Regions from separate parts of the Homo sapiens genome. Here region 1 is linked to region 2. A link is a loop called in an ENCODE intact Hi-C map of the cell type or tissue named here. Cell type or tissue: endothelial cell of umbilical vein. All regions are shown on one strand. Links, peaks and the distances in the headings refer to the core of each region. The heading gives the core; the rest is flanking DNA. Region 1 overlaps CASK (calcium/calmodulin dependent serine protein kinase). Region 2 has its middle 160 kb from the start of PINCR.

Region 1 (10,020 bases), core at 647-8,646, 1.6 Mb after region 2:
ATTTAGTTGTGATTATGTGAAAAAAGATGTAAACATTTTAGTTGTTGTTTGCAACAGCTTAAAAAGCGCTGAATGGAAGGTTATGCTACATTAATTAGGAGTATATAGTATTCAGAACAAAGTCATACTCCTCCCGTTCACCCTGGACCATTCATAGTAAGCAGGACACTGGAATGTCTGCAGAATAGGATAACCAGAATGGAAAGGAGCCTGAAAATTGTGTCATAGAGACACAGCCTTCAAAATCTTTTCTGGCAAACCTGCTAAAAGAATTTTGAGGCCAGGCGTGGTGGCTCATGCCAATAATCCCAGCACCTTGGGAGGCCAAGGCAGGCGGATTGCTTGAGCTCAGGAGTTCAAGACCAGCGTGGGCAACATGGCGAAACCCTGTCTCTACAAAAAATACAAAAACTAGGTGGGCATGGTGGCACACGCCTGTAGTCCCAGTTACTTGGGAGGCTGAGGTTGGAGAATCACCTGAGCCTGGGAAGTCAAGGCTTTAGTGAGCCATGATTGCACCACTGTACTCTAGCCTGGGCAACAGAACAAGACCCTGCCTCAAAAAAAAAAAAAAAAAAAAAAGAATTTTGAAAAACGTATGTACCCCTTCACATATTTTTTAGGTTGATATATAAAAACTTTTATTGTGAGAATATAATTCTCAGTATCTTGAATATTCTTTTAAATATGTTTTGTTTGTTTGTTTTTTTGAACAGAGTCTCACTCTGTCACCCAGGCTGGAGTGCAGTGGCGCAATCTCGGCTCACTGCAACCTCCGCCCCCTGGGTTCAAGCAATTCTCCTGCCTCAGCCTCCCGAATAGCTGGGACTACAGGCACGTGCCACCATGCCCGGCTAATTTTTGTATTATTTAGTAGAGATAGGTTTCACCAAGTTGGCCAGGCTGGTCTCGAACTCCTGACCTTGTGATCTGCCCGCCTCGGCCTCCCAAAGTGCTGGGATTACAGGCATGAGCCACCACGCCCAGCCTTAAATATATTTTCTACACAACTGTAGAATTGCCTGTTTATCTCATTCACTGTATGGAAAATGTCTGCTATGTGACCTACATGGCAATGCTAGTCCTTATTGTCAAATCACTCAGCCAAATCAGACTCATTTTCTGTCAGGGAAAAAAAAAATCTGACTTCATTTTTCAAACAAAATTAAAGTGTTAAATGGACATCCCTGTGACACTCATCTTAGTATTGATTTTGAATTCTTAAACAGCTTACCATGAATATATTGCCTGGATAAAGTAAGGTGGAACCTCCCTTTTTTTCTCAAACTCTCTTTGTTTTGCTTTCAAAGGTCTCTCCCTCCCTCAGGGGCTGTGCATTTCCCAGCCATCTCTTTGAAGTTAGGCTTTTTGGGTTGGAGGAGTAGTTTGCCTTTTGGATGGGTAACTGGAGATGTGGAGATGGGTGATTGTAGTTGTGGAGATGTAAAAGAAAAACCGCAGACCACAGACTTGTTTACAAACAGACAAAATTATGGAAAATGAAGATATGGAAATTGATTGCCTTAAAAATATCCTAGTTCATGTGTCTCCTGGAAGGACTTTGGGTATTCCCAGAGATACCCAAATCCTAGGTTGAAGACCACTGGCCTAGAAGAGCTGTTGAAAAGACTGGGAGGCTTTGGTTATCCACGAATGTATTCGTTTCATTATTCTGCTGGAAGAGTCCCCAAAGCAGAAGCCCATAGATAGAACATAATCAATGTCCACAGTTATTTGAAAGATTGTCATATATAAGACTATATGCTTATTCAGTGTGGCATCAGAGGCTGTAACTAGAATCAACAAGTGGCAGACGTCACCTCTAACTAAAGAAGACCTTTTTGATGATTAAACTTACTCCATGAATGAAGCAGCCTGTCTCACAGACTATGTAGTTTCTCACTAGAAGCACTCAAGTTGAAGCTGGATCCTTCCAAGGGGCCTGAAGATAAGGTTTTAATTTTGGACTAGAGATGGCCTCTAACATCCCTTCTAATTTTAAGATATTGTAATTCTTTTGTTTTTTTTTTTTTTTTGAGACAGAGTCTTGCTCTGTTGTCCAGGCTGGCGTGCAGCGGCGCGATCTTGGCTCACTGCAACCTCCGTCTCCCAGGTTCAAGCGATTCTCCTCCCTCAGCCTCCCAGGCACAGGTCACCACGCCTGGCTAATTTTTGTATTTTTAGTAGAGACAGGGTTTCACCATGTTGGCCAGGCTGGTCTCGAACTCCTGACCTCAGGTGATCTGCTTGCCTCGGCCTCCCAAAGTGCTGGGATTACAGGCATGAGCCACTGTGCCCGGCCAAGATATTATAATTCTTTTAAAATTACTTATCTGGTTTAATTTTATTCTTTATTCAAGAAATATATTTCTGTCTGTATGTTTATTTTCTGAGAAAACTAAGAACAAGTTGGGTTTGTTTTTTGTTGTTGTTGTTTTTGTTTTTAACAGTCTCACTCTGTCGCCCAGGCTGGAGTGCAGTGGCGCCATCTTGGCTCACTTCAGCCTCCACCTCCTGGGTTCAAGCGATTCTTTGCCTCAGCTTCCCATGTAGCTGGGACTACAGGCGCATGCCACCACGCCTGGCTAATTTTTGTATTTTTTGAAGAGACGGTGTTTCATCATGTTGGCCAGGCTGGTCTCACACCCCTGGCCTCAAGTGATCAACCCTCCTCAGCCTCCCAAAGTTCTGGAATTACAGGTGTGAGCCACCACGCCCAGCCTCCTAAAAAGCAAGTTTTACATACTATATAAAGTAATGATCACAGAAAGCAAATTTTAAAAATTCACCTAAATTTCACCATGTATGCTAATTGTATCAAAGGGGACTTAGTGACAGTGTAGTAGAGAAAAAAGGATCTTTGGTTTCATAAAACCTGGGTTAACATCCCAGCTCTGTCACTTTTACTAATTATGTGAGGTTGGCCAAGTTTTATAAGTTCCCTGAGCCTCAGTTTGCTTACCTTCAGAATCTTCCTAAGATTATGAGAACTAGATGAGAAACTGTATGTGACTTCCCTTTGTAAGTGGTGAAGTGCTTTTTAACTATAAAGTATTATTTCCAGTGGCTTTAACAGGATAGTTTTAGTCCCTCATTGTTGAAGTAGTCTGTGTGGGATTTTATGTAACTAATTTTGTATGTTGTGATGGAAATAATTCATGGTTGGCTGTATATCGAGATGAGACCTGGTTAAATTGGATATTTTCCAGTGACCTGATCCCAGTGTTAACCCAAATCACTAGAACATGGCCTTATGTTTTCTTTTGTTTTGTTTTCTTTTTTAACAGTGTAATTGTGGAAAATTTCAAATGAAAAGAGAGAATAGTATAATAAACCCCAGCATACTGGTCACCAAGCTTCAATAGTTATCAAAACATTTTGCCATTCCTATTCTGTTCCTCCTGATGTCTTTTTCTCCCCTGGAGATTTCTAAAGCACTATAATTTCACCTATAAATACTCTTGTTTGTATTTCTAACAGATAAGGATTTTTTAAATGATCATATTATTATTATACCTAACAAAATCAACAATAATTCCTTAATATCATGTCATGATCAGTTGATACTCAGTTTTCCCTGATTGAACATGAATTTTAACTGACAGATTTCTGAATTTAGAATTGTTTTATTAGCTCTAGGGACCTGAAAGTAGATTATAAATTCAGTTAAAATAACTTAGTTATTTCTCAAAAGGGCCAGAAGCAAACTAGAAATAGAAAATTGTTCTTTTGTATCATTGTTTTGTAAATTCACCTCAACAATTGGCCTTGCACAGTTTTTTGCATCCTCCTTATCTCCTGGGTTTCAAACAAACCAAAAATATCGATTACTCTAAGATTTAAAGTCATGTGGAGCAAAAAACAAAGCCAATGCACTTGTGTATAGTTCCACCTACTGGCTAGGTGAGAGATTGCTTCTATAGCTGCTACGTAGACTAAGCTACTCCAGAATTGCCCTCATGTTTCTGGCAACAGATGTAATTACCCCTGGTATTTAGGGGCTCATTGCTCAGGTTATGGGTTATCTGGATCCTTTTTACAGTTTTTGTAACATGACACCCATACAGTGTAGACAATGAAAGGCAAAAAAATAAAATAAAATTAGGTCAGTTAGTTTTGTTGTTTGTTGGCTACTTAGAAGCAGCATTTATCATTTTGGTGGAGAAAAGGCTAGACAAAACAGCATATTTGGATCATGAGTGAGTTTCTTAATATGGTGTCCATATCTGTCTTTGCCACAGACTATGTATAACCAACACTCCTTTTTTTCTTCCTAAACTGAAGTCATGAAATTATATGGCCCGAGAATGTTGTTTATCATGTTAGAAAATCCTTAGAACTAGTTGATGGCTGGGCTCAGTGGCTTACGCCTATAATCCCAGCAGTTTGGGAGGCCAAGGCAGGAGGATCACCTAGGGGTTTGAGACCAGCCTGGGCAATAGAGTGAGACCTCATCTCTACGAAAAAATTTTAAAAATTAGCCAAGCATGGTGGCACACACCTGTAGTCCCAGCTACTTGGGAGGCTGAGGTGGGAGAATTACTTGAGCCACAGAGGCAGAAATTGCAGTGAACCAAGATCATGCCACTGTACTCCAGTGTGGGCAACAAAGTGAGACCCTGTCTCAAAAATAATAAGCCGGACTTGGTGGCTTACACCTGTAATCCCAGCAGTTTGGGAGGCTAAGGTAGGTGGATCACTTGAGGTCAGGAGTTTGAGACCAGCCTGGCCAACATGGCAAAACCCCGTCTCTACTAAAAATACAAAAATTAGCCGGGTGTGGTGGCACACACCTGTAATCCCAGCTACTCGGGAGGCTGAGGCAGGAGAATCACTTGAACCCAGAAAGCAGAGGTTGCAGTGAGCCAAGATAGCACCACTGCACTCCAGCCTGGGTTACAGAGCAAGACTCTGTCTCTAAAAATAAAATAATAATAATAATAATAGTTGATATCTACTTAATCACAAATGGTTTATAAGTTTAAAGCATGCTTAAAAACAGAGACTCACAAAACCAGAATTTTAGATATGGAAAAGATTAGATTAGTAAATTTCAAATTTTAGGTTAGAAAATCCGGTATAAAACTTGTTAAACAAGCAGGTACCCAGGTCCCACCTCTAGACATTCACTTTTGCAGATGTGAGTTCTGACCGGGCAGGTCAAGAGATGATTGACCTTTAAAATGGGGGTAATACAACATAAAGGCTATATCATCATTGTCCCAACACACACAGTAGTTTTGTAGACATCTGCATATATTTGCACATCCATTACTTTGGGATTACACTTAAATTTGAACCTGTCTGTAGCAATTTGCTGAAACATATTTTAAATACAGGTTCAGTTTTGAAGACAGGCTGAGTTGGGTTATCCCCACAAGTTAAATATTTATTTCTAAGTGACACATTTGGGCTTGTCTTTAGTAGTATCTGGTACTTGAGTTAAGCTGTAAATCCTAAATTGGCTGGCCAAGGAATTTTAATTACCTTATTACAGAGCGATTACATATACCACGGGGAGACTTTTACAATAATTAAATATTGATTTAAAACACATCCGACATGATGTGTATCTTTTAAAATAATTTTTTTGTATCTTTTAAATTTTTTATCTTTAATATTTTTACCTTTTATATCTTTAATTTTTTTGTATATTTTAAAATAATATTAGCAGTTTGTGTTTTTGTAGCTCACAAAGGCGATAAACTGAAAGCTCTTTTTTTATTATTATTTTTTTTTGGTCTAGTATTTATGCCTGGGGAAGGGAGTGTTTGTGAAATTTATTTATACTGATAGAGTGGAACTGATTACTACTTACCAGCAAACTTGCTGCTTAAGGGAAAATATGTTTGTCTCATACCAAGCAATAAATATCTGTACTGTAGCATTTTAATCTATTTGAAGATTTGCTCATATTTTCATAGCTAGTCTTATATAATCTATTTTGATTTTTTCTTTTTATGTGTGATGATATAAATTGCTATTTGTTCTTTCAGCAAAGTAAACATCTCTTTTGACTCACAGTATCAAAATGTTTAGTTGATTTTAGTTTTGCAAACTGTGTGTCAGGGATCCCCAAGACCACCCCCAGGCTTGATGATTCACTAAGAAAACTCAAAGGACTCAGCATATAGTCATATTCACAGCTATGATTTATTATAGCTAAAGGATATAAAGAGAAATCAGCAAAAGGAAAAGATACATTAGCTGAAGTCCAGGGGAAACCAGGCACAAGCTTTCAAGGGTCTCCCCAGCAATGAGTTGTGACAACACATGTGAAATGGTGCCAACCAGGGAAGCTTATTAGAGACTCTGCCCTGGGTTTTTATTGGGGGCTGGTCACATAGGCATCTTCCACTTGGCACTTAACCAAATTCCAGACTCCCAGAAAGAAAGCAGGTGTTCAGCCTAAATCACATTGTTAGCACAAACAGTTTAGACACAGTGAGTCAGTCTTTTCAGTCAGGAATGTAGAGGACCGTCCTGAAATCCAAGTTCCCAGATAAACCTCTCAAGGGCCAACCTTAGTAGGCCTTTCAAGCCTTTTATGAGATAGTAGTTTAGGCCTGCTATATTAACTCTTCTGCACAAACTAAAATAGAGATAAATAGAAGAAGGGTTTTAAAAGAGTTGATATAAACTCCTGGATCTGCAAACAAAATATAATTGACTGTAAAGATAATGACAGGGTTTGGAGTTTGGGGTTTTTTTTTTTTTCTTTTTAACTGTAAATACAGTATCATTTTTATATCTGTTAAAAAACATTTAGGTGGTCAGATTTTTGTATAAAACAAATCCTGGATTGGGATGTTACAGTATAGAACAGATTTTAAACTTTGAATGCTATATGAGAAAATAAACTATTCAGATGCTACTGTCTTAGAAATACATTTGAAATTGTCACTCCGATAACTTTTCGTCTATGACAACTAATCTTCAAGCCACTAAAATAATTTTGAATAAATTTGTGTACATATAAAATCTGAAGAAAATTCAGTTAATTTTCTGTTATTTAAAAGAAGTATAGTTTGTTCATTTAAAAATAAAAGTTATTGGCCAGGCACGGTGGCTCACACCTGTAATCCCAGCACTTTGGGAGGCCAAGGCGGGCGGATCACTTGAGGTCAGAAGTTTGAGACTAACCTGGCCAACATGGTGAAACCCTATCACTACTAAAAATACAAAAATTAGCCAGGCGTGGTGGCGGGCGCCTGTAATCCTAGCTACTCGGGAGGCTGAGGCAGGAGAATCACTTGAACCTGGGAGGCAGAGGTTGCAGTGAGCCGAGATCACACCACTGCACTCCAGCCTGGGCAACAAGAGCGAGACTCAGTCTTGAAAAAAAAAAAAATTCTTAGTGTACAACCTTTGCCATATACATAACTTGTAAAAATTTAGAAATTACAGAAAATTTTGACAAAAAATAATGTCTTAATTTTGTTATAAAAATTGTAACAGAAATAAATGTCATTCACAAACATTTTGGACCATTTCCTTCTATTGGAAGCATTTTGCTATACCATTAAATATTTTTTGGATACAATATTTTAATGACTTCATTAAGACATCTAAATGTGTGCATGTGCCATGTTTAATAAATTCCCTATAGTTCAACATTAACATTGTTTTTCCCTATTAGAAATAATTTATAATTAATATCTTGTACATAATTACTTGTTCACGCCCCTTGATTGCTTTGTTTCCTCAGAATACATTTCTGAAAGTAGAATAACTGGGTAAAAGAGTATATGAATACATACAAATACATACATCATACTTAGATTTAACCTTTTTCTCAGTACAATGCCTCACATTTTGAAAAATACATTCACATAAATATACAACTTAAAGAATTATTGTAGAAGTGAACAACCATGTAACTATAACCCAAGTCAAGAAATTTTAAAACTGCCAGTACCTCAACAGCCCCTGAATTCCCCTTTCTCATGATAATCCCCTTCTTCTCTCAGAAATAACTAATCTGGACTTCACTTCTGTGCTTTTTATATCCCTAGCATCAAAATAGGAATTCTCAGAATTCTCAAATAATAAAGTTCACTGTCGTCTGCTAAAATCTATTTTTTTTTTTTTTTTTTGAGACGATGTCTCGCTCTGTCGCCCAGGCTGGAGTGCAATGCTGTATCAGCTCACTGCAACCTCCGCCCCCTGGATTCAAGCAATTCTCGTGCCTCAGCCTCCCGAGTAGCTGGGACTACAGGCATGCACCACCACGCCCGGCTGATTTTTGTATTTTTAGTAGAGACAGGGTTTCACCATGTTGGCTAGGCTGGTCTCAAACTCCTGACCTCAAGTGATCCGCCTGCCTCTGCCTCCTAAAGTGCTGGGATTACGGGCATGAGCCACCACGCCTGGCCTAAAATCTTTATTTGAATGGAATCCTACAGTATATACTCTATTTTTGGTCTCTGAGATTCATCTGGTTGCTTTGTGCAGCTGTTCCTTTATTTTATTGCTATGTAGTATTGCAGTGAACAAACTCGCACTATTTATTCATTTTAATGCTAATGAGTATTTGGGTGATTCCCAGATTTCACTATTTTGTAGAGCAGATCCTTCCACGTTGTTCTTCAGCCATGTTTTAAGGGATGTACTTGTCTGCATTTCTCATATACATTTTAGAATGAGGTTGTCAATTTCCACCAAAACAAAAAAACTATTGAGATTTTTGTCTTGAATTACTATATCAAATCTTGATAGCAATTTGAGAATAATTGACATGTTTACAGTGTTGAATCATCCAATTCGTGAACATAGTGTCTATCTTCCCATTTATTTAGCTCTTTGATTTCTTGCAATAAAGTTTTATATGTTCCTCTGTAGAGGTTGTGTACATCTGTATTAGATTTATGTATTGTCAGATTTATTCTTAGGTATTTTGTTTTTAGGGTAAGTCAGTTTCTCTCATTCTCCCTTCTCTTTCCCTTTCCTTGTACTAACTTTGTGTTCCTATTCATCAGGCTTCATTAATTCCAACAATTAATCTGTAGAATCATTTGGATTTTCTCCATACATAATCATATCATCTGTGTATAAGGAGGATTTGATTTGCCCTTTCCAACTTTTTTACATCTTTTCTTGCCTTTATTACAATGGATAAAACATTCAGGGCAGTGGTGATGGCAGTTATCTCTGCTTATTTCTGATCTTAGAGTTTGCTAAGCATGAATGGATCATGAATTTTATCAAATGTCTTTTTTCTGCATATGCAGTCATGCATCCTATAATGATATTTCAGTCAACAACAGACTGCATATACATGGGTGCTCTCATAAGAGTATAATGGAGCTGAAAAATTCCTATCGACTAGTGGTATCATAGCTGTCATAACATAATAGCTCAACACATCACTCACGTTTGTGGTGATGCTGCTATAAACAAGCCTGTGCTAGCAGTCATATAAAAGTATAACACATACAATTATATACAGCACACAATACTTGATAATGATAATAAATAACTCTGTTACTGGTTTATGTATATACTATACTTTTTTGTTGTTTTGTTTTTATTTTAATTTTATTTATTATTATTATACCTTAAGTTTTAGGGTACATGTGCACAATGTGCAGGTTAGTTACATATGTATACGTGTGCCATGCTGGTGCGCTGCACCCACTAACTTGTCATCTAGCATTAGGTGTATCTCCCAGTGCTATCCCTCCCCCCTCCCCCCACCCCACAACAGTCCCCAGAGTGTGATGTTCCCCTTCCTGTGTCCATGTGTTCTCATTGCTCAATTCCCACCTGTGAGTGAGAACATGCGGTGTTTGGTTTTTTATCCTTGCGATAGTTTACTGAGAATGATGATTTCCAGTTTCATCCATATCCCTACAAAGGACATGAACTCATCATTTTTTATGGCTGCATAGTATTCCATGGTGTATATGTGCCACATTTTCTTAATCCAGTCTATCATTGTTGGACATTTGGGTTGGTTCCGAGTCTTTGCTATTGGGAATAGTGCCGCAGTAAACATACGTGTGCATGTGTCTTTATAGC
Region 2 (10,020 bases), core at 612-8,611:
AAGACTGCTTGTCTTTTTTTATCCTCTCTATGAACCTTCTTGAAGACATAATACTCTAGGAATTTTCTTACTTGTAGGGAGCTTTCAGAAAATGCATCAGAATTAAGCAATTAACTGTGGAAATTACTTAACATTATCTTAAAGGCACAAGTGCCAATGAAATTTGGTTATTTTTGTGGCCTACAACTTAACATAATAACCATGATTATAACTGACAACATACTAAGACATATCAGAATTTTAGAAATTTCATACAATTTTGGAACATATATTAATAACAAATTCATGAAAATATAACTCAAAAAGGGTTAAATATCATTTTGTATTTGATAATGCTTCCCATATAACTTGGCATGTCAAATAAGCCTGTTTACTATCTCTCCTTTGGATGCTGAAGGGGCCCTCTGTAACACCTCAAATTTAGTTTAAGGTCAAAAGACTTAATTTTAAAATTTAAGTTCAATTTTGGGAAGCCTGTCAAGTAACTCAAAGGTTTAAAACACTTAATAAAAATAAAATCACAGGTCACTGTAAAATAATAGTCATTAATTTATCCAGAGTGCTAATTAAAAGGCTGTAAAAAGCAAAAATGTTTATTTTGTGATAGAGAGGAAACTCAGTTTTCTAAACAATCAAAAGACCTAATAAAGACAGCATGAGACAGAATTTATCTCTCCTTTTCCCTCCTTTTTTGCAGTTTACTCAAAAGGTGAACAAAAATATTTTACTGCCTCTTATTAATACTACACAAAGTTCTTGCTTGAAAGACAAAAGCAAATATTACTTTCGTATTAGTGTATTATAAATACTAATCTTAAAGCTATTTTAATAAAACCTTATAAATAAATCTAATGTCAGTCAGCTTTTGATCACATAAGATCTTCACAAACCTTTATAATCTTACAAAATTTTTTCTATTTTCTTTTTTCTCAACTTTCTATCTCATTTGGTTTTATCTGTATTTTTTAAATTTAAAACAAGTTTAAGTAACTTTTTTGTGTGTGTGAGAGACAGAGTATCGCTCTGTCACCCAGGCTGGAGTGCAGTGGCATGATCTCAGCTCACTGAAACCTCTGCCTCCTGCGTTCAAGTGATTCTTCTGCCTCAGCCTCCCGAGTAGCTGGGATTAGCTGGTCTTGAACTCCTGACCTCAAGTGATCCTTCTGTCTTGGCCTCCCAAAGTTCTGGGATTACAGGCATTGAGCCACTGTGCCTGGCCTAAAGTAACTTTTTAACTATACTTTTTACATCAAGCACACATGTTTATGCCTTTACAACCCTCCTTGCCAAAAATATATCTTGTTTTTCTTTTTACACTCTGTATACAGAATTGTTTCTCTTATATCTAGTAGTTTTAATTACATATATTAACTACAAATGTAACTCTTAGTAATTCTACTTTTTTTTCTTTTTTTTTTTTTTGAGAACGAGTCTCACTCTGTCACCCAGGCTGGAGTGCAGTGGCGCAATCTCGGCTCACTGCAACCTCCGCCTCCTGGGTTCAAGCATTTCTCTGCCTCAGCCTCCCGAGTAGCTGGGATTACAGGTGCCTGCCACCACGCCCGGTTAATTTTTGTATTTTTAGTAGAGATGGGGTTTCACCAAGTAATTCCATTTTTTAGTGAAAACCTAGAGACCAAGTAATTTTGAACTGTTTTATATCAGTATTTGTAGATTTAAAAAACCCTTTAAAAATGTTTAGAAAGCCATTTTCCTTATTTGTTTTGTTTGATATCTAAATATATTTAGTTTTTTAATACCATATAAAAATGAGATACCAAAGTATGTAAACTTAAAATTATGGTTAATAATTGTTTTAGTACTTTAACTTACCTAGAAATGACTCAGACAACTTTGTGACTATTACTTAATTTAATATTATATAACATAACTTTAAAAATTTAAATTAGTGAAAAATAATTGAAAATATGACACAAGTACCCTTCTTAATGTGTCCCACAGTTATCCTGGGTCCCAAGTACCTATATGGCACCCAAGGATGGCTATAAAGGACAGGGCCTATCTGCATCCTAAATTTACATACCAGGTGTAGAGCTCAGGACAGAGCACAGAGCTGTGAAAAAGATGCCTGGAGGATCTGATTGTTCTCAGCATGGCCAGGAGGCAAAGTTAGGCCAGAGAGGATGAGGATTGGGCTTTACTATGCCTTATAGCTGGTGGTCTAGGCACTGAGGATATGTCCCCAGGTCTCACCACATCAACCTGTCCAGACCCCAGAATCCAGTCTCAAAACCAAAAACATAAACTCACAGACAAATCAAGCATCAAAAATATTACAGAAGCAGCAGTTTTATGACCTTAGAACATGTAGTAGAGATGGCACAAACCTGTCTGACCAGTAAACACAGGCAAAAATATCTGAATTATATTTCACTGAAAATTTTAGAGCCATTTCTATTTTATTTTGATAATTTTAAAACCAGTTTTATTTGCCAAATATTATCACATACACACAATACATAAAGACATATAGACATACAAATAGACAGAAGCAGATCTTATAGCTTTCACAGAGAATTTTCATTTGCCAGTTTCCAAATAGTTTTTCTTTTTCTCATTCAAATGATCAATTTTCCAATTACCTGTTTCATTGACCTAAGCAATTGTTAGCTAAGCAACACTAAATTTGCATTTTTAAAGGGATGACTCTTACATGAAACAAAGTAGAAAATTTATAACTCAAAAGCATAGCTCTGAGTCTCCAGGCCTAAATATTGTACCATCATTTGCTCAAACCAAAGAAAAAAAAAAAAAGAAAAAAAAAGAAACAAAAAGGTTTTAGGTAAAGATCCAGTTAAGATAAAGATGGCCTGAGGAAAGTACCTTAAACAAAGTAAGTCTTTTTATGTAAATTTAAAGCAAAGGTAAGAGTTTCTAGTCATTTAGTCCTCCCTCTCTTTCCCAGGGTACAGAGGCAGGCAGGCCCCCTTCAAATGGTGATCTTTTAATAGATACCAATTTCTTTTATGAAAATATTTCAAAATATCCAGCTAAAAGCCAGAAAGGTATATCTTGGAAACCAATTTAGTTCAATAGGCAATCTTTTAGCTACTATTTCTTAGCTAAATTTACTGAGTTCAGGGTAGAGCCAATTAAAGAATAGGGCAAAGAACCCATTCTCTATACATTAACTAAGCATGGATAACTCTGAAAAAGAAGTAAGCCTGCTTTACCTGAGGGCCTGCCTTTTATAAACAGTTTATCCAGGATAGCTTTATTTTAGACTTTAGGATTAGCTAGTAACTAAGCCAGAAACTTAGCATATTATTTTTCTTATCAATTAGTCACTTACAATTTTTACTTGCCTTTTATAAAGTGTCTTCTCATAGAGGGAATAAAAATATTGAAATCTTTTTTTTTTTTTGAGACAAAATCTCACTCTTATCCCCCAGGTTGGAGTGCAATGGCACAATCTCAGCTCACTGCAACCTCCCCCTCCTGAGTTCAAGCGATTCTCTTGCCTCAGCCTCCTGAGTAGCTGGGATTACAGGCACCCACCACCACACCCGGCTAATTTTTGTATTTTTAGTAGAGACAGGGTTTCACCATGTTGGCCAGGCTGGTCTCGATCTCCTGACCTCAGGTAATCTGCCCGCCTCAATCTCCTAAAGTGCTGGGATTACAGGCAAGAGCCACTGCACCTAGCCCAAGATGGAGTTTCATTCTTGTTGCCCAAGCTGGAGTGCAATGGCACGATCTTGGCTCACCACAGCCTCCGCCTCCCGGGTTCAAGAGATTCTCCTGCCTCAGCCTCTCTAGTAGCAGGGATTACAGGCGAGTGCCACCACGCCTGGCTAATTTTGTATTTTTAGTAGAGACAGGGTTTCTCCATGTTGGTCAGGCTGGTCTTGAACTCCCGACCTCAGGTGATCTGCCCACCTCGGCCTCCCAAAGTGCTGGGATTGGAGGTGTGAGCCACCACACCCGGCCTTTAAAATACTGAAATCTTTTTAGAAGCTTTTGCACATCAACAGGCATCCCTGGTTAATCCTATCAACAGGCATCCCTGGGTTACCCTATTTCAGGAGCCCTCATTTTAAAAATACACTTCTAAAAGTCCAGTGTTTTTCATTTGTAACATCCACTGTACTTTTAAATTATTTTTAATCAGATTTCACCATTTCTGTGTTTGCTGTTTCTGGGACCTAATACATATACATGTATAGGTAGGTGTTGCCACAAGGTGGAGTAGTCAGTTCTTCAGAAACTATGGATTCTGTTTTTATATTGAATCTTGGCTTTGGCTCTCAGATCCACTTGATCAATGTAGCCAATGATGTTTCCCTACCTAAGCATGCATGAAAAAGAAACAAAGGGAACAGAACACAAAAATCTCTGCGAATTTCCTAAAGTCACAGTTCTTACCTGCTGTAGTATTGCCATTTACTGCCAGTTCCTATCTGACTCAGACATCTGAAGCCTCTAACTGGATCCAAGCCAGTTAATTATCAGATCTAATATAATAATCCAGGACTGATCCTGGATCCAGTCCAGTTTATACAATGACTTCTGAACCCAATTTGGTTAAAAAAAAATTGCTCAAACAAATTTAGATAGCTGAAAACACAAATCCATAGAGCTTCAGAATCTGAGCAAGAACTTACTCATGATCCCCAATTGATGTGAGAGAGCAATGAACACAATGGTCCCAGTAGGTACATTGCTTGGTCACTTAATGCTCCTGGGGAATGCGGGAAGCTCCACTTTGGGTCTCACTTCTGATGCCATGTGTTAAAAGAAAAACCTTCTAGGTGCAGTGGTTGACAATTGAAATCCCAGCACTTTGGGAGGCCAAGGTGGGAGGATCACGTGAGGCCAGGAGTTTAAGACCAGACTGGGCAAGAATCTGGGTGCTACAAAAAATAAAAAAAAATTAGTCAGGTATGGTGGCACACACCTGTAGTCCCAACTATTCAGGAGGCTGAAGCAGGAGCATCACTTGAACCCAAGAGTTTGAGGCAGCAGTGAGCCATAATCCTGGCACTGCACTTCTGCCTAGGTGACCGAGTGAGACCCTGTCTACAAAACAAAACAACAACAAAAAACTTTAGACAAATTAAATTTAACAGAGTTTAATTGAGCAAAGAACAATTCAGGAATTAACGAGGCCCTTGAACCAGAATAGATTCAGAGAGACTCTAGGACAGCCACATCATCGAAGAGGATTTATGGACAGAAAAAGAAAAGTGATGTGGGCCGGGGGCATGGTGGCTCACTCCTGTAATCCCAGCACTTTGGGAAGCTGAGGTTGGTGCGTCACCTGAGGTCAGGAGTTCCAGACCAGCCTGGCCAACATGGTGAAACCCCATCTCTACTAAAAATATAAAAATTAGCCAGGTGTGGTAGCAGGTGCTTGTAGTCCCAGCTACTTGGGAGGCTGAGGCAGAAGAATCACTTGAACCTGGGAGATGGAGGTTGTAGTAAGCCGAGATCGCACCATTGTACTCCAGCCTGGGTGACAAGAATGAAACTCCATCCCAAAAAAAAAAAAAAAAAGAAAAGAAAGAAAAGAAAGTGAGGCACAGAAACAGCTTATTGGTTATAGTTGGCATTTGCCTTAATTCAACATGGCTTGAACAGTTGGCCACCTTTTAGCTGAAACTCAGTGATTGGTAGAAGAGCAAGTTATAGTCTATTTAAACATTTAATTAGGTTATAGTTCACCATGTACAGAGAAATCTTCAGGTCACGTTTAAAATATTTAAGAAGGCAGGTTAAATTCAGTGACTTTCTTAAGATCTCATGGTAAATTGGAAGCTGGGATTAAGGTTTCTGAGACAGAATGCCTGGGAACCCTAAGTTCTGCATAATGCATGTCAGGTTTCCTACTTATTTTCCTTTCTATATTTTCCTCCTTAACACTTCCAATTCATTCTATCTCTGGCTTGCAATTTAATTCCTTCTTGCCCACACCACTGAATCTCCACTGCTGAGCCACAAAAATAACTCTTTCTCTGCACAGCTGAATTCTCTTCTTTCCAAAAACAGTTGTGGATAGAAGCATCCATTTCTTCACAGTAAAACTCCAAACCTGGGCTGGGCTTGTCATGCTTGTAATCCCAGCACTTTGGGAGGCTGAGGTGGCAGGACTGCTTGAGGACAGGCCAAGAGATTGAGACCATCTTGGGCAACATAGTGAGACCCCGTCTTTACAAAAAATTTTAAAAATTAGCTGGGTGTGGGGTACATACCTGTAGTCCCAGCTACTCCAGAGGCTTTGGAGGGAGGATCACTTGAGACCAGGAGCTGGAGGCTGCAGTGAACTATGATCATGCCTCTGCACTCCAGCCTGGATGACAGAGCAAGACTACATTTCTAAAAGCACAAACCCAAACCCTATCCACCAGTCTGTTTTCTTGCCTCAAGGCTCTAATAACATAATCACAGAAGAGTTAAACTTTCAACATTTTCACAAGTCTGAGGCACTGTTTCATATTTTTTTGTTACCTTATTATGCTAAGAATATTTAAAACCCATAGAAAATTACATGGATAATTATTACTAAAGTCAACAGTGGTTTTCTTCTCACGTTTCTTAAACTTAACCATCTTAATCTAATTATGATAATTCTACCTAAGTAAAGATTTATTAGAGTTATATTTTCCTTCTTTTTTCATTCATACCCTCTGGAGCTATAATGAATAGGGAAACATTTGTAGGTTAGAAACTGATACCTAACCAGGCTCTTTCTGCTCACACACAGTAAGCCAATCACTGTAACAATGGGTTTTGCAAAAGAGAAAGGGGTTATTCATGAGGCAGCCAAGCGAGGAGGTAGGAGACCAGTTCTCAAATATGGTTTCCCCAAAATAGTACAGGTGGTCTAAAGTGTGGGAAAAGGTGATTGGCAAGTAAGAAAGGTGAGGTAATTAGGGTTTCTGTGCAAGTGTAATCAAGCTACATGGCTATTCACTGGACACATGTTCAGATAATGGCATTAGCATGATCTGAAAAAGGAGTTTTTGGTCATGTGATGTCAAAAGGTTACCTCTTGAGCATTTGCACAAGCCTGGTTGAAGGGTTGGTGATCTCAACTAGTTTGAACTGGACAGGAGCTGTCCCTAAGTTTCTAAAAAACAACTTTAAGCAACCATTACTGTAATGATCCACAGTCAGAAATGTTATCAACAAGGAAGTTAGTCCAATATTAGATATGTATTGTTTGGCTATGTGATTTGCTAGTGGGAGTTCTAAGATCAACTAGAAGTAAGTGATTAAAAGCAGCCAAGGCTGCTTAAGTTTGGCAGGCTTAATCAGGTTAGCCCTCAGTTTCAAAACGAGGAGGGTGAAAAAAAATCAAATAATCTTGTCAATCTACTGATTAGTCAGTGAGTTCTTGCATAATTTGGAATTTGGAATCCCTTCATTAAATTGCATCTCAGAATCCTGAAGGTTTCATGACTCATCAGCATCTCTGATATCCAGAAAATCTTAGATACATTCTGAATTTAGGAGAGAGAGAGAGAGAAAAAAAAAACACCACCAAACACCCTGCCCCTTGCCCCACAACACCCATATCTTCTTGACAGCCAAGTAGAAAATAACATAGAGAAAGTCCTCAGATAATCATTCCATTTCTGGAATGATTCCAAATCTTAGCACTTCATCTTTGTTTTTGCTTGTTGTCACATCCTATGAGGATTGTCTAAATGTTGTACAGCTATTAGATTACCTGAAAGATTGAGTTGAAAACATTAGGGCAACATATAGTCCCTTCTTTAAAGGGCACTGGATGTTGGTTATAACCAGAAAATATGGAGCCTGGATCTATCCTCTGAGATTAGAATTTTATAAAATGCCCTATTTATTAAACTATTTTAAAAGGCATTAATTTAGGTGAACTTAACCTAGACTTTAAGAACAATAAGAAGAATAAAATAAAACTTCTTGAAAAAAATTTTAAAATAAGATGCTGTGCTTAGATGTATAAAAGTTTATAATTTCCCATAGAATAAATGATTAAAAATAAAAATACTCCTTTTAGTTTAATCATTGATGCCAGGAAACTATTTGGGGAATGATAGGGTTAGAAAGGTTAAAAGTTAAATATTACCTGAAGCACAGCCCACAAATAAGTTTTCTTATCATATAACCATCTCTTTTCTCCTAATCTCCTGTTTTATTTTTTTCTCTAAAGCTCTTATTTGTTTGCTGACCATCACTTTGGGTGGTTTAAATAAAATCGAATTAGATGTAATAAACTGCAGATAATTTTCTGCTTGTTTATTTTATTTTGGGTTTTTAAAAACTATTTATTTCATAAATAATCACATTGTATTCATTACTTACGCCAAACACCATAGGAGATAAAAACTGAATATGGCACAGATTATGTCCTGAAGAGACTCATATTCACCCACTGATCATCTTTAAAAAAACTATTTGCAACAGTATTATTTCTTGCCAATAATGATACCAACATCAAATACATCATCTTTAGTCTGTAGTTTTTTCCTCCCTGACTGCATTAAAAAATCTGTGCCAGCATCAAAACCTTCTTCCCCACAAATGATTGGTCATTGAAAACATACAAATAAAGGAAATTGAATTATTTCTTTCTATGTTTGTTCTTTTATTGGATCCATTTGGATATTTAAATAAACTTTAACAGTTGAATCATAAAATGATGAATCTTTCTAATTCTTCTCTTTTGACTTCATTGATTCTACAAACTTCTGAGCACCTATTGCATGAGAGGTGCTGTCATATGTCGCTTTATGATCTAAAGAGAAGACTCTCACATTTTCTGAAGCAGCAGAAAAGAATTATATACACATACAGAAAATTTCCATCTGGCATTTTGTGACAATTTTTTGATCCACTGGTTAAAGAACAAAATCAAATATCATGCTTTGTTTAAAAAAAAAAAGTTGAAGGGGTGAGGAGGGTATTTAAAGTATATATATAAGTAAGACACATATTTTTTTTAAAATATAAAATGGTGGAACTATAAATTGGTACAACTACTTTGGAATATTGTTTGGCTATGCCTAGTAAATCTAAACATATGTATACCCTATAAATTATAAATTAAACTCCTAGTTTTATGCCCATCAGAAATGCACACACATGTTAACCAAAAGACATATTCTGGGTTTCTCATATTGTGGGAATCAGGAGACCGGAGAGACCAATAGGGTGGAACAGAAGGATTTTATTTAGGGGCACCTGCTCAGCGGATTCACATCCAAAAGGCTGAACCCTAGAAAAAGACAGGGCTTGACTTTTATACATGCATCTGTGGCACGAAATGCAGTGACGCAAAAGCACGTAGAACAAAGACAGTTTATCAAACAGTGACAGGCTCATAACTCAGGCTTTCATGTGACTCCTGCTATGTGGGCCAGGTGGCTGTTATCTAGGCTTGCTCAGATGCCTGCACAATCTTATCTCGTGTCCTTCGCTACAGCGCCCAGATGGCTGCAATCATATCTTACTCAAGCATGTCGCATGACCTCTGCAGTGCTACAGAGATTTACAGATACTAGTTACAGAAAACAGGAATCTATAAACTCATAAAAACTTGCAGAGCAGGGTACAATGGTGTAGCTCAGGGTACAATGGCACAGAGCAGGGAGGGATTCGATGGGGAAGCTGCTCATACCAAAGGAAAGGAAGAAAATTTTTTTCCCTTTTTAACTTCTGCTTCACTCAAAGCAGCAGTATTAAAAATAGTCAAGGTAAAACTCAGGAAGATGGTGGATAGGACACAGGGCTAATGTGCATCTCCCACTTGAACGGACAGAACAGCGTGTGGAGACTCACACTGTGAACTTTTGCACCAAGAATCGTCACAGGAATGTATGAGGGAAACAGAAAGAATTTACAGATCCTTTGAAAGAAGTGTCATGTTGCTGCAAACTCTACGAGACAGGCAAAAACTGTTAGTTACCAAAGTGTACGAGGGGGAAAACCTGCCTCTGAAAACACTTCCCCATTGGGGAGTCTCAAAATCCGTATCACTGGAGAAGGATTTAACTTTGCCTACAGCTGGAACAG

Evidence for each region. Hi-C counts contacts between places; a loop is a spot of excess contacts. Peaks named below come from ENCODE experiments on the same cell type or tissue, not always from the same donor. Only the 100,000 strongest peaks of a DNase experiment are listed, where the experiment ranks them.
Region 1: it touches region 2 in a loop (23-fold over the local background); 8 of 110 quality-filtered maps call a loop at or near these places.

What each region holds. Positions count from the first base shown.
Region 1 is chrX:41,775,565-41,785,584 of GRCh38, reverse strand. The region is part of intron 3 of CASK (calcium/calmodulin dependent serine protein kinase); the gene reads left to right. Among named protein-coding and RNA genes, the nearest start is that of GPR82, 56 kb to the right of the region's middle. In endothelial cell of umbilical vein, for the core only: a CTCF peak has its summit at 3,922 (motif pointing left); DNase peaks (open chromatin) are centred at 3,894 and 6,254; H3K27ac peaks cover 714 bases.
Region 2 is chrX:43,327,925-43,337,944 of GRCh38, reverse strand. No RefSeq gene overlaps it. Among named protein-coding and RNA genes, the nearest start is that of PINCR, 160 kb to the right of the region's middle. In endothelial cell of umbilical vein, for the core only: no CTCF peak of the experiment used is centred there; no DNase peak of the experiment used is centred there.